Linked DNA regions of Homo sapiens: region 1 is linked to region 2. The links are chromatin contacts, found by Hi-C or POLR2A ChIA-PET in ENCODE. All regions are on one chromosome and are shown on one strand. The core of a region is the stretch at or near the end of the contact, and the rest is flanking DNA. Distances in the headings are between cores, read along the strand shown. Region 1 holds the start of DLX2-DT (DLX2 divergent transcript). Region 2 holds the start of TLK1 (tousled like kinase 1).

Region 1 (6,149 bases), core at 211-2,710, 940 kb before region 2:
TAAAGCAATGCAGGTGGGTGGAGGTGAGCTCCACCTCCAACGTTTCTCATAAGCTGGCGCTTTCCATCTAGGGGCCTTCCTTAACCAAAAAAAAGCTGGGAACTAAATCCAGGTAGACTTAAAGGCGCATTACCTATCTCATTATTTCTCTGTGTGAATGCTGGAGTTTTAATTACACACTTGCTTTTTATGGGGAAGAAGACCAAAGATCATATTTTTGAAGGTATCAACTTGTTTTCTATCAGACAGTTGTTTTAACAAGTTCTTTCAGCGACATGTTATGTCTTTAGGAAAGGGTGCTTCAGATGGTGCGCACTAGCACAATTTTGTGGCTTTTAATTACTATTTTGTTCTTTTGGGGGGTTTCAGAGGCTGGCGCCTGGGCGTGATTAGACCGTCTACCCCGCCCCCCGCAACCTCGCACACTGCCCACCAGGTGGCGCCACAAAGCAAGCGCTGCCGCAGGAACTTCGGACTTGGGAGTCCAGCAAGTCGTGCAGTCCATCACCGTCGGGCCAAGGTTTCCAACTACAAGGTTATAGAGACAGAGGAAGTCACCATTTCCGATTTTTTAAAAAACAGAGGGAAAAGAAAAAAATTGCAATGATAGGGTAGAACAGGGTCCTAAAATGCAAAACTGTAAAACAGGATTAAATTCAACAAACCAGATAAAACTTTTTATATTTGTTGTAAATTTACAGAGAAGTGATAAATCTAGTATCTACTTGATAAATCTATAATCTCACCTATTATCCTATTTCCTTTTTCGCAAGAGCATCGAATTTTCAAGGACAACTGGTGAACCTTTCCACCCGAAGGAGGAAGTCCTCGGGATGGCTTTCAGGGTGTCATTTACTTATCAAACGTATATAATTACTCAGAGTCTCGCGTGTCGGGAAAGTACCAGGGAAAGTGGTTTCAAATATACTATTAGCAATAATACCTTTAAGTTTATGTAGCTTCTCTTTGAAGCAACAAGGAAAACCCGTTTCAATATTATATGATTAATTGTCCTAATATCCCTGCGGATTGGTTAAGAAGCGAGCATTACACGTGGTTTGTGGATAATTAAATCAATTGATTATGTCAAGTGCCGAGTGGCTAACAAGAATAAATGCCAGACACTTCGAGGAAAAGTGAAGATAGAGCTGGCTGGACTCTGGGCACCGATGTACTTTAATGTGTTTGAAAACTGACCTCGGACATGAAAGTACGAATCACTGGAACTGGCACTTGCTCACAGAATGGGAGAGGGGACCCCACTTCTTCCTCTGAGGCAAAACGCCAGTCTGTCTCCACGCCTTCTGTCTTCCTGCTGCGGGCCACCCTGACTCCTCGCTACCTCGACCCCTCGCCTCGCTGCTCACATTCGGCGGCAGTCTGTTTGCACCTGGGGCCGCTGCAGCCGCAGCCGCAGCCACAGCGCCCACCATGTGACGCCCGCCCCTTGGCCGGGCGTTCCCGGAGCTCCGCGGCCGTTTGCTTCTGATTGGCTGTTGCTAGGTGACGTCGCCAGCGCTCACGTGACGAGTGTTAAATGCCCACACTTCAGGAGCCCGCCTGGCAGACAATCGTAAAGCCGCTCGGGGCCGCTCACCTGCTCCCGCCTCCCAGAGCCCCGACCCGGCCCAGCCACCCCTGCCCCCTCCACTGCCCGCCCCCCGCCAGAGCCCGCGCTCGCGCTGGGCAAGGAGCCGAGCGGGCCCAGAGGCCGAAAGAGGATGCGACCAGAGGCAGCTGTCCCGAGCAGCGCACGGTGATCGCCTCCCCCGGAGGAGGAGGCGCCTAGACGGTTGCCTCCTTTCTTGTTTCCCCACCACCACCCCCGTAATTACATTGGCTGCTGGAGGGGACCGGGAGAGACAGAGGAGGCGCCTGGCTTCCCCCGCACGCCCGCCACCTCTGCTCTTTCCCGTCTCGGGCCAGGATGACTGGAGTCTTTGACAGTCTAGTGGCTGATATGCACTCGACCCAGATCGCCGCCTCCAGCACGTACCACCAGCACCAGCAGCCCCCGAGCGGCGGCGGCGCCGGCCCGGGTGGCAACAGCAGCAGCAGCAGCAGCCTCCACAAGCCCCAGGAGTCGCCCACCCTTCCGGTGTCCACCGCCACCGACAGCAGCTACTACACCAACCAGCAGCACCCGGCGGGCGGCGGCGGCGGCGGGGGCTCGCCCTACGCGCACATGGGTTCCTACCAGTACCAAGCCAGCGGCCTCAACAACGTCCCTTACTCCGCCAAGAGCAGCTATGACCTGGGCTACACCGCCGCCTACACCTCCTACGCTCCCTATGGAACCAGTTCGTCCCCAGCCAACAACGAGCCTGGTATGCATAACGCTGAAGTCAAGAGTGCCGAGTCGGTCTAGTTAATGGGATGGATGGGTAAACGTGTTTGGGGCGGGGGGCCTTCGAAAGCTCTGGATTTTCACGCTGCCTGCTCACCGCCCGCTTGTGCCCTTTACCCTCCCCAGCCTCCAATCTGCCGCAGGTCGCCGGTTACGTCCCTCTCTCCTTTGGTAGGACCTGGTGGCCTCAAGAGCCAAGTGGGCGTGCTCTGCCTGCCTCATAAGGGCATCTCCTTGCCACCAGCTTCTTTCTCTTGGGTGTGCACTTGTCTCCCCCTTCCCTGGAGGGTACAGCTCCCGGGGTCGGTGGCGGCTCCGATCGCACGCTGCGAAGTTGCGCCTGCCCGTGGCGCCACAGTTCAGTGCACCCACCTCTTTGCTCAAGCCAAGTCCCCCCCGCCGGGCCCTCTAGGAGGGCGGGAACTCCAGGACCCCTGGGTTGCGCTGTTCTTACGATTCTTTATCGTTGCAGAGAAGGAGGACCTTGAGCCTGAAATTCGGATAGTGAACGGGAAGCCAAAGAAAGTCCGGAAACCCCGCACCATCTACTCCAGTTTCCAGCTGGCGGCTCTTCAGCGGCGTTTCCAAAAGACTCAATACTTGGCCTTGCCGGAGCGAGCCGAGCTGGCGGCCTCTCTGGGCCTCACCCAGACTCAGGTGGGGCTCGCGCCCTGCAGGGGCGAGGAGAGCGCGGGCCTGAGATGGCTGGGAAGCAGGCGGGTTTAGGACAATGCTTTTTAAAGTTCATTTTAAGTACTTTTAAGGATTTCCAGGCCTGCGCCTCGAGCGGCCCTAAGTAAGCTTCTAGGCCCAAAGCTGGAAACCCCCAAGGGGCCGCCGTGGGAGGGAAGGAAAGGGACCGGGTGGACAGAAATCCCGTACCTCTCGCTACTGATTAAGCGGGTGAAATAACTGGCCCTCCTCACCCTCCCGCTGTCACCATCATCACAGTGCACGTACACCAGCAGTCCTGGCCTTTTGGCAATTACCTCCCCAGGGAGCAGGAACCGGCAGAGCCTCGAAGGCCGCCGCCCGTGATCCTCTTATCTCCCCAGGGCGCTCGCTGCCCACCGCTAGCCAGCGGTTTTTCTCTGCCTTCTTTTTTCTCCTCTTCGAACCCCTACTGCCCCAAGACTAGGTTCCTCCACTAATGCTCAGGTCTTTTTCCTCAAAGGTCAAAATCTGGTTCCAGAACCGCCGGTCCAAGTTCAAGAAGATGTGGAAAAGTGGTGAGATCCCCTCGGAGCAGCACCCTGGGGCCAGCGCTTCTCCACCTTGTGCTTCGCCGCCAGTCTCAGCGCCGGCCTCCTGGGACTTTGGTGTGCCGCAGCGGATGGCGGGCGGCGGTGGTCCGGGCAGTGGCGGCAGCGGCGCCGGCAGCTCGGGCTCCAGCCCGAGCAGCGCGGCCTCGGCTTTTCTGGGCAACTACCCCTGGTACCACCAGACCTCGGGATCCGCCTCACACCTGCAGGCCACGGCGCCGCTGCTGCACCCCACTCAGACCCCGCAGCCGCATCACCACCACCACCATCACGGCGGCGGGGGCGCCCCGGTGAGCGCGGGGACGATTTTCTAACCCCAGGGAGAACTCGCCAGAGACTGAGAGCAGAGACCACTTATCCTCATTGCTTACCCCGAGCCGGGGTTCCCTCCTCCCGGCCCGCTGCCGCCACCCACCTCTCCTGCAGGCTGCGACCTGCAGTGGCCCGTCTCAGGCCCTGCTCACTCCCGGGGCCACCAAACGGGCCCCTCTCTCGGGGGAACCGGACAGCAGCTTGGCAAAGGCCTCCCTAAAAGGCCGCATTTCTGACCTGAGCCCCGGGTCTCGGCTGTTTCGAGCCCCGCCTCGGACTTGCCTTCCCTCCCCTCCGGGTGAGCCTGTCTGGCGCCTTCCTCGCCCCGGGCTGAGAGCTGGGTCCCGGGAGATGGAAGCCTCCCAGGCGCGCGAGGCTTCCCGGGCGCTCTGAGGCTTCTTTCTCCTCGCCCGCTCCCCTGGGCTCAGCTCGGACGCTGCAGTTATTGACCTCCCGGTCCCGCCTGCCCGCCCTCCCCCACGTGGCCCCTTGACCCGGGCGGCCCCGCCGCTTCTTTCCTTCCTGCAGTTCCCAGCCCTCGGAGCCCCCATCCCTTATCTTACCCCCACCGCGCTCCCCCAGGAGCGCTCCCTCAGCTCTCTCCTCATCCATCACCAGTGGAGTTTTTTTATTTGTTATTTTTTTAAAAGTTTAGGTGCCTTTGCGGATGACCTCATTTTGACGTTGAAAAAATGATTTTTTAATATGTGAACACTGCAAAAATGTGTTTAAATTATCTTTTTTAAAACCTATTCAGGATTATTAGCCTGGACTTGGACACAGAGTTTGTAAATAAAGGTGTCTGTGCAGATTTTCCCACTGATTTATTTGTATAAAAATACTCATCTTTTCAGACTTTTTTGTAAACCCCCAGTTGTGAAAACTGCAGTTTAGCAGTGACCTCAGCAACCCCTCCTTTTTATTTTTTCCTTTAAAAACATTTCAGTTAAATTAAGCTACTGATTTGGATTTGTTTTATCGTATCCTAAAGTCTTTGTTGTTGAAATGAAAGGTATTTTGGGGTTATTTATTATGAAAACAACATGCTCTTAATGTTGATTTTACAATATGAAGAGATTATTTAAATAAATTATTGTTTTCATTGGATGTGTGCGCTTTTTTCTTGGTGCCAGGGTCCGGTCAGTCACGTGCTCAGAGCTCAAGCCGCTGCCCAGGCCGGGAAGCCAGCCGGCCGAGAGCTACGTTTACATCTTTCCGAGGCTGCGACACCGCGAGGTGCGGCAAGGAGAGGACAGGCGCGCTGGGCGTGGGGCCGCACCGGGGGTTTCACGCCCCGCCCCCTCCCGAGTCCCCGCGAGGGATTCTCCGGCCGGCGGCGGGGTGACTCACTCAGCGCGGAGCGGCTCCAGCCTCCGCCTGCCCTGCCCCTCCGGCGCCGGCGCCACCGCCCCCGCGCCCGCCTAGATGGCCAGGCTCGGCACCCCAGCCGCCGCGGGGGACCTCCTGTCAGGGACCTGAGCTCTGCAGCAGCCTGAGGGTCGGAACCCTACTTTGAACCTTCCCCTCCGTTTGTCCCACCGCCCTTCGGGACTGAACTGAGAGCTCTGTGAGTCACCCTCGGGAGGCATGGCTGGCTGCTCTGGAATGCAAGCCGACCCCAACGACACGGGGCCGTGCTCGAGCGCGCGCAAACACACAATCACACACTGAGCACACTGTCACAGGCCCATCTATACTAGCACACACTCACCCATACTGATACACACTCTCACAGTCACACTCATGCTCAAATATTCTCAGGCGCACACACAATGACACACACTCGAACACCGTCACATCACACACTCATACTCCATCACACTCTTACAACACTGACACACGAAGTCATGCACACTCGCATTCATACCCTTACACACTGATAGACAAACTCACATATGCACACTCATGTATACTTACTCACAGACTTATATACACTGGTATGAGAGTGGCATCTTTCCACTTCATACTCTTGGTGGGGGGGATGTCCACACACCACTGGGCTCTGCTTTCTACCTTGGGCCCCACACAACCAGCTTACAACTTTGGAGGTGACCCTGCTTTCTGGCATTCCCTACAAAGGCCAGGGGTTGGTGGTTAATGAAGGTCCCTGAAAGTGCTAGGGCCTTTCCCTGAAAGTGCTAGGGCCCGCAGTTGGAAGCTTCCTGGCTTCAATCACTGACTGTGTGACCTTGGGGAACCCATTTAACCACCCTGTGTTACAGTTTGCA
Region 2 (5,611 bases), core at 2,306-4,805:
TCTTGTGTTCAAGTGATCCTCCCACCTTGGCCTCCTGAGTACTTCCAGTGTTTTTGATGCATACTTAGGAATAAATCCAGATCATATCCATTTTTTCACTTACTATAGTGTGAAAATGTTATCTTCTCTGGTATTCTTTGAAGACATGATTTTAAATAATGGCATGACATTCCATTTTCAGGCTAAGCTGCAGTTTGTTTAAATAACTCCCCATTGCCAGTAAAAGCCTTTTTTTTAAAGGTTGGTGAGTGCTGTCTTATCAAAAACCACATGAAGACAGGAATCAAACATTTAATTGTCCTTCTAAGGAAGTATCCACAACAAAAATATAACTAAAGTAAGTTGATCATGTATATGCTGTAATCCTCTAGTTATCATTAAAAATAAACATAGCCAATCTGCATTAAATATAACATGAGTTAGGGTGGACGTGGTGGCTCATGCCTGTAACCCTAGCACTTTAAGAGGCCAAGGCAGGTGTACTGCCTGAGCTCAGGAGTTTGAGACCACCCTGGGCAACATGGTGAAACCCCATCTCTACTAAAATACAAAAAATTAGCCGGGCATTGTGATAGGCATCTGCAGTCCCAGCTACTCAGGAGGCTGAGGCATGAGACTTCCTTGAATCTGGGAAGCAGAGGTTGCAGTGAGCCAAGATTGCACCACTGCACTCCAGCCTGGGTGACAATTAAAAAAAAAAAAAGTACTATGAATTGGCATAAGGATAACTTAAAAACTTGAAGCTCTGGAGAAGGTTGGGAGAAAGATAACCTACCATCATCAAACCTTTTTGGTTGGGCTTTGTTTACCATTTTTGAGAGGAACTGAGCTCTGTACAGTCTCAGAATTGGTAGGAGCTTTAAAAATCACTCAGTGACTCTAACCTCTTTCTCGTAGATGAGGAAATTGAATCAAGTTACCTGCTGAGACTAATACTCAGGTCTCTTAACTTCCTTCCTGTCCCATGTTCTTTTCACCGCAATCTGCTGACTAAGCTTACTCTTAAAAATACAGAAAGAGCATACATTTATCAACATGTCATTACAGAAACTCTGTTCCTCTTATAGTGCATGTATTTAGGTATAAAAATCGAATGGCAAGATCCTGGGTATGTATCCAAGGGAAAGGAAAGCCTATGTCCACAGAAAGACTTGTACATGAATGTTCTTAGCAGCATTATTCGTAACAGCCAAAAAGTGAAAACAATGCAAATGTCCATCAATAGTTTAATGGATAAACAAGTGTGGTACACTCATTCAGTGTAATACTACTTAAAAATAAAAACAAACTATTGATAATGCAACAATGTGGACGAATCTCTCAAAAAAATAATGTCGAGTGAAAGAAGCCAGACAAGGCCTGGCACGGTGGCTCAGGCCTGTAATCCCAGCACTTTGGGAGGCCAAGGTGGGCGGATCACCTGAGGTCAGGAGATTGAGACCAGCCTGGCCAACATGGTGAAACCCCATCTCTACTAAAAATACAAAGTTAGCTGGATGTAGTGGCACGTGCCTGTAATTCCAGCTACTCAGGAGGTTGAGGCAGGAGAATCATTTGAACCCGGGAGGCGGAGGCTGCAGTGAGCCGAGATGGCACTCCAGCCTGGGCAAAACAGAGTAAGACTCTGTCTCAAAAACAAAAAACAAAAAACAAAACCAAAGCCAGACAAGAGTACAAATTGACTGTATGGCCTGCATTTATCTAAAATTCTATGAAATGGAAAGCTACCCATATGACAGAAAGATCTGTGGTTGGAGAGAATGGAAGTAGTGTGGAGGAGGAACCACAAAGAGGAAACTTTGGAGGGTGATAGATACATTCACCATCTTCCTTGTAGAAGTGGTTTCAGGGAGGTATACACATCAAAACTTATCAAATTGTACACTTTATTTTTATTTTTTTGAGACAGAGTCTAGGAGTCTCGCTCTGTCGCCCAGGCTGGAGTGCAACGTTGCGATCTAGGCTTACCGCAACTTCTGCCTCCCGGGTTCAAGCGATTCTCCTGCCTCAGCCTCCCGAGTAGCTGGGACTTCAGGCGCGTGCCGCTACACCCGGCTAATTTTTGTATTTTAAGTAGAGATGGGGTTTCACCATGTTGGCCAGGCTGGTCTCAAACTCCTGACCTCGTGATCCGCCCACCTCGGCCTCCCAAAGTGCTGGGGTTACAGGCGTGAGCCACCGCACCTGGCCAATAATTGTACACTTTAAATATGTGCAGTTTATTTTGTCAATTATACCTCAATAAAGTTGTTTGTGAGATGTCCCTCTTAAGTTTGAAAAGCAGACAAGACTAAAAACTCACTGAAGTATCTAAAGCACAAGGCAACTACAATTACTTCTGGAGATAACTGACAATCAAGGTTCTTTTCTAGTATGATAGTTTATCTGAACAAAACATTACTATGAGAAATGCGAAGTCATAAAAATAAAAAATAGAAACGACATTTTTGTCCCCCTGGTAATCATGCCATTTCCTCTTGTCTGTGCAGTAGCGCTATATCATAATCTTTTTAGTGCTCTATTCAATTTGGTTTTCTAAAGAGAGAAATAACCTTGTTGTACTTTTCCTGAACTAGAGTGCTCTTTTATGTACAAGAAGCCCAATCCCTGGTGTGAGTATACTTGTGTGGGTCTGTAGAAAGCTACACTCTATCTATAAATTTTAGCAAATGCTGTTATTTATTTTGGGATTTTTGTAGTCGGGACTCAGCGGAGACACTAGAAACAAATTATAAGTTTCTAGAAACCATACCTTCTGCAAGATGAACGCTGTATAGTTTTCCTAAATATGTGATTCAGTAATCACATTTTTCATTTAGATTTTCCACTTACTGTTTTAAAACAAAGAATTGCTATACCATACAGTCTACAAAACTGGTAATTTTCAATTTCCTCATTAAAGATTCTTCACTCTTTTTTAGAAAACACGAGAAAGTTTTATTTCCCAACTCTCCCACTACCCATGTTTATTTTCATAGCTCTTTTATTCGGTCATTATTCCCATTCTGCAGACGGGGAGGCGCACATACGTTTTTCTGCACAGTACAGAGGGGCAAGAAAGAAGGAACTCTCAACTTTTCAGTTCCATTTTGAGAAACGATCACATTGAACTCCCGAGAAGCGGCAGCTGAGCGAGAGCAGCAGCATTTCTCCCCGTGTTGGGTGTGGGTCAGGAGAGAGGCGCGCTTCCGCGGGAGACAGGGGGAGTCAGGTGGCAGCGGCGCTGGAGCCCGAGCGGCGCGGCGGGGGCGCGCCTCCCTCCGGCCGGCGCGGGGACGCTGCCCCCGCGCACGCGAGTCCGGCAACCCCGGGCTCCCGCGCCGCGCGGCGATCCGCGGGTGCGGCAGGGGCGCCCCGGCGCTCTAGTCTCTTCCCTCGCGCGCTCGCTCCTTCCCCATGCCCCCACCCCCCAGCCCCTGGCAGGTCCCTCCCCCAAGCCTGCTCCCGCGGCCGCCGCTGCCGCCGCCGCCGCCGCCGCCGCTACCGGAGGCGCAGGAGCCTCGCGATAGTGTTTGCACAGGCGGCGCGTGACGCCGCCGCCGCCTGTAACTGATGCAGAGGTTACCCCACCGCCTCAGCCGCCACCCACAGCCCGCCGCCGCCGCCTCCCGGGCGACGCCGGGGGCCGACGCACTGCAGAGGTGCCGGCAGGTTCCGCCCGCGGAAGTGTCCTCGGCCGGCGCAGCCCGCGCTCCGCCCGCGCTCCGACCCCGGCCCGGCTGGCACCCCCTCGACGCCTCCGCCGCCGCGCTCCTTTCCTCCTCCTCTCCTCTGGCGCGCCCGCTCGCTCCCTCGCTTCTCCCCCTTTCCCTCCTCCCTGTCCCCTCTCCTTCCCTCACCTCTTTCCTCCCCACCTCCCCTCTTCTCGGTTTCCTCCCCCATCCCCTTGACTCTCCCCTCCCAGCCCTCGCTCTCTCGCTCGCCCTCAGCGCGGCCCCCGCCATGACGGAGGCGGGTGCCGGTGCCGTTGCCGCCGCTGCCGTCGCAGGGGGGGAGTCGGGTTCCCAGAAAGTAGCTTGATGAGTGTCCAAAGTAGCAGTGGAAGTTTGGAGGGGCCGCCATCTTGGTCCCAGCTCTCCACGTCTCCAACCCCGGGCTCGGCGGCGGCGGCCAGGTCCCTGCTGAATCACACGCCGCCATCCGGGAGGCCCAGGGAAGGTAAGCACCGCCGCGCCCGCGCCCGCTCGCGGGCCTCCTCTCCCGCGCCGCGGACCCCCGCGCCCCCCCCCCGCCCCCCCCGCCCCGGGGCTTCTCCGCCAGACCCTGGGGTGGGGGATGGTGGCGAGGTGGACGCGAGGCCGCCCGGCTCCCCGGCTCTGGGGAGGTAGTGCCCTGGCTGTGGATGGTGGTTCGCGGGTGGCGGAGGAGACGGACGAGGGGGTGCGCGCTGGTGGGGACGGGGCGAGGCGCATAGACTCGCCTGGGGTTCCTGGGAGCCAGTCCTGCGAGGGTGGGAAGCCTCCCCCCAGACGCGAGCCCCTTTCTGCTCCATTTGCCAGTACACTCAGTACTCTTAACCTCCTGGCCTCCGGTCTCTGGTGGGTTTTCCCTCCCGCTGGAGCCTTCGTCCTCGAGCCCCCTCCCCTTCTCCCGCGCACTCCTCCCATAGAGGCGGTCCCCACTTTGCGAGCTTTGCTGCCCGGGACCTGGAGGATGCCCCTCGCTTGCTGGGTTTCTCCTTTGGGGAGAGACGCTGAAATTATCTGGGCAGACTTTGATCCCCTGTGTGGCCCCCTAGAGCAATTTAAACGACAGACTGACTCGTGGGCAGGCTTTTAAAACCGCCCCTCCAGATGGTTGCAACTTTCTCTCCTTCGCCGTTGCTTCCTGCGTGTTTGTGCGTTATATTCTCTGCTGCAAGTAGGCTACTGTTCTTCTGTGACAGGGTCGTGGGTTTTGTGGGAAATATCTGCGTAAAGGTTATTGCAAACACGCACCAAATCGGTTACAATTGTTTTCTAAGTTTTCTGGCTTCTTGCAAGCAAGTGGGCTGCCACCAGATGTAGCAGTTACACAGCTTGTAAGGCACCGGCGTGCTTTTGACTAAAATTTCAACTTGCTGTATCTAAGTATACAACATAAAATGAAATTTGGGAGAAAACACATTTATGGGGAATGAATAAATGTGCATGGAATGTCTTTTAACGCTCTTTAGTCTGGAAAAAGCTTAGCGGTATTCATCCGCAATTGGTAGACGGGCTGTTCACTCCTAGTTGTCGCACACGAGGAGATAGGCACATTTTCAAATGTCTGGAAGTTCAACCGTCTAGTGAATGTTTTAAAGAAATCAAGAGCTTCGATTTATGTAGGAATCGGTGCGAGTACTTTATTTTGAAAATATCTGTCGATATTTGCTAGTCAGAGCCTTGACAAGTGTTAATCAAGTGTTTTGTGCCCTGAATCCAGTGGTTCAGGCATAGCATTCTTTGTCATTTTGTTCCTGTGAGCATGTGTGAAAGTGACAATAGGCTTAAAGATTGGCATGAATATGCTCTAGAAAATTCACGGAAAGCTTTGATTTATGGGATCCATTAAACATGCGGAATACATTGACAGACGTTTCCCCCTTTCATCTTATCCCAACGCTGAGCTTTCATTGTTAGAATATAGA

The links. A loop is a pair of places that touch in the nucleus more often than their neighbours do. ChIA-PET counts read pairs that join two places held with the same protein, here RNA polymerase II (POLR2A). Pooled maps may share reads with other maps.
Region 1: a pooled map shows a loop between it and region 2 (4-fold over the local background). The contact joins the promoter of DLX2-DT here to the promoter of TLK1 in region 2. A Hi-C loop is called at or near these places in 8 of 50 pooled maps. POLR2A ChIA-PET finds 5 or more read pairs at or near these places in 2 of 52 experiments (H1 and activated CD4-positive, alpha-beta T cell).

Annotation. Positions count from the first base shown.
Region 1 is chr2:172,098,317-172,104,465 of GRCh38, reverse strand. It overlaps DLX2-DT (DLX2 divergent transcript), which reads right to left and starts at 1,460. Exons shown (of 5, transcript NR_126376.1): 1 at 1,198-1,460; 2 at 434-528. DLX2 (distal-less homeobox 2) reads left to right here and starts at 1,566. Exons shown (of 3, transcript NM_004405.4): 1 at 1,566-2,327; 2 at 2,820-3,004; 3 at 3,522-5,028. The coding sequence starts at 1,928. The coding sequence ends at 3,923. RefSeq lists silencers at 1,565-1,764, 5,124-5,353.
Region 2 is chr2:171,158,837-171,164,447 of GRCh38, reverse strand. TLK1 (tousled like kinase 1) reads left to right here and starts at 3,555. Exons shown (of 21, transcript NM_012290.5): 1 at 3,555-4,158. The coding sequence starts at 4,020. RefSeq lists silencers at 2,965-3,024, 3,155-3,874, 4,145-4,384 and an enhancer at 3,739-4,383.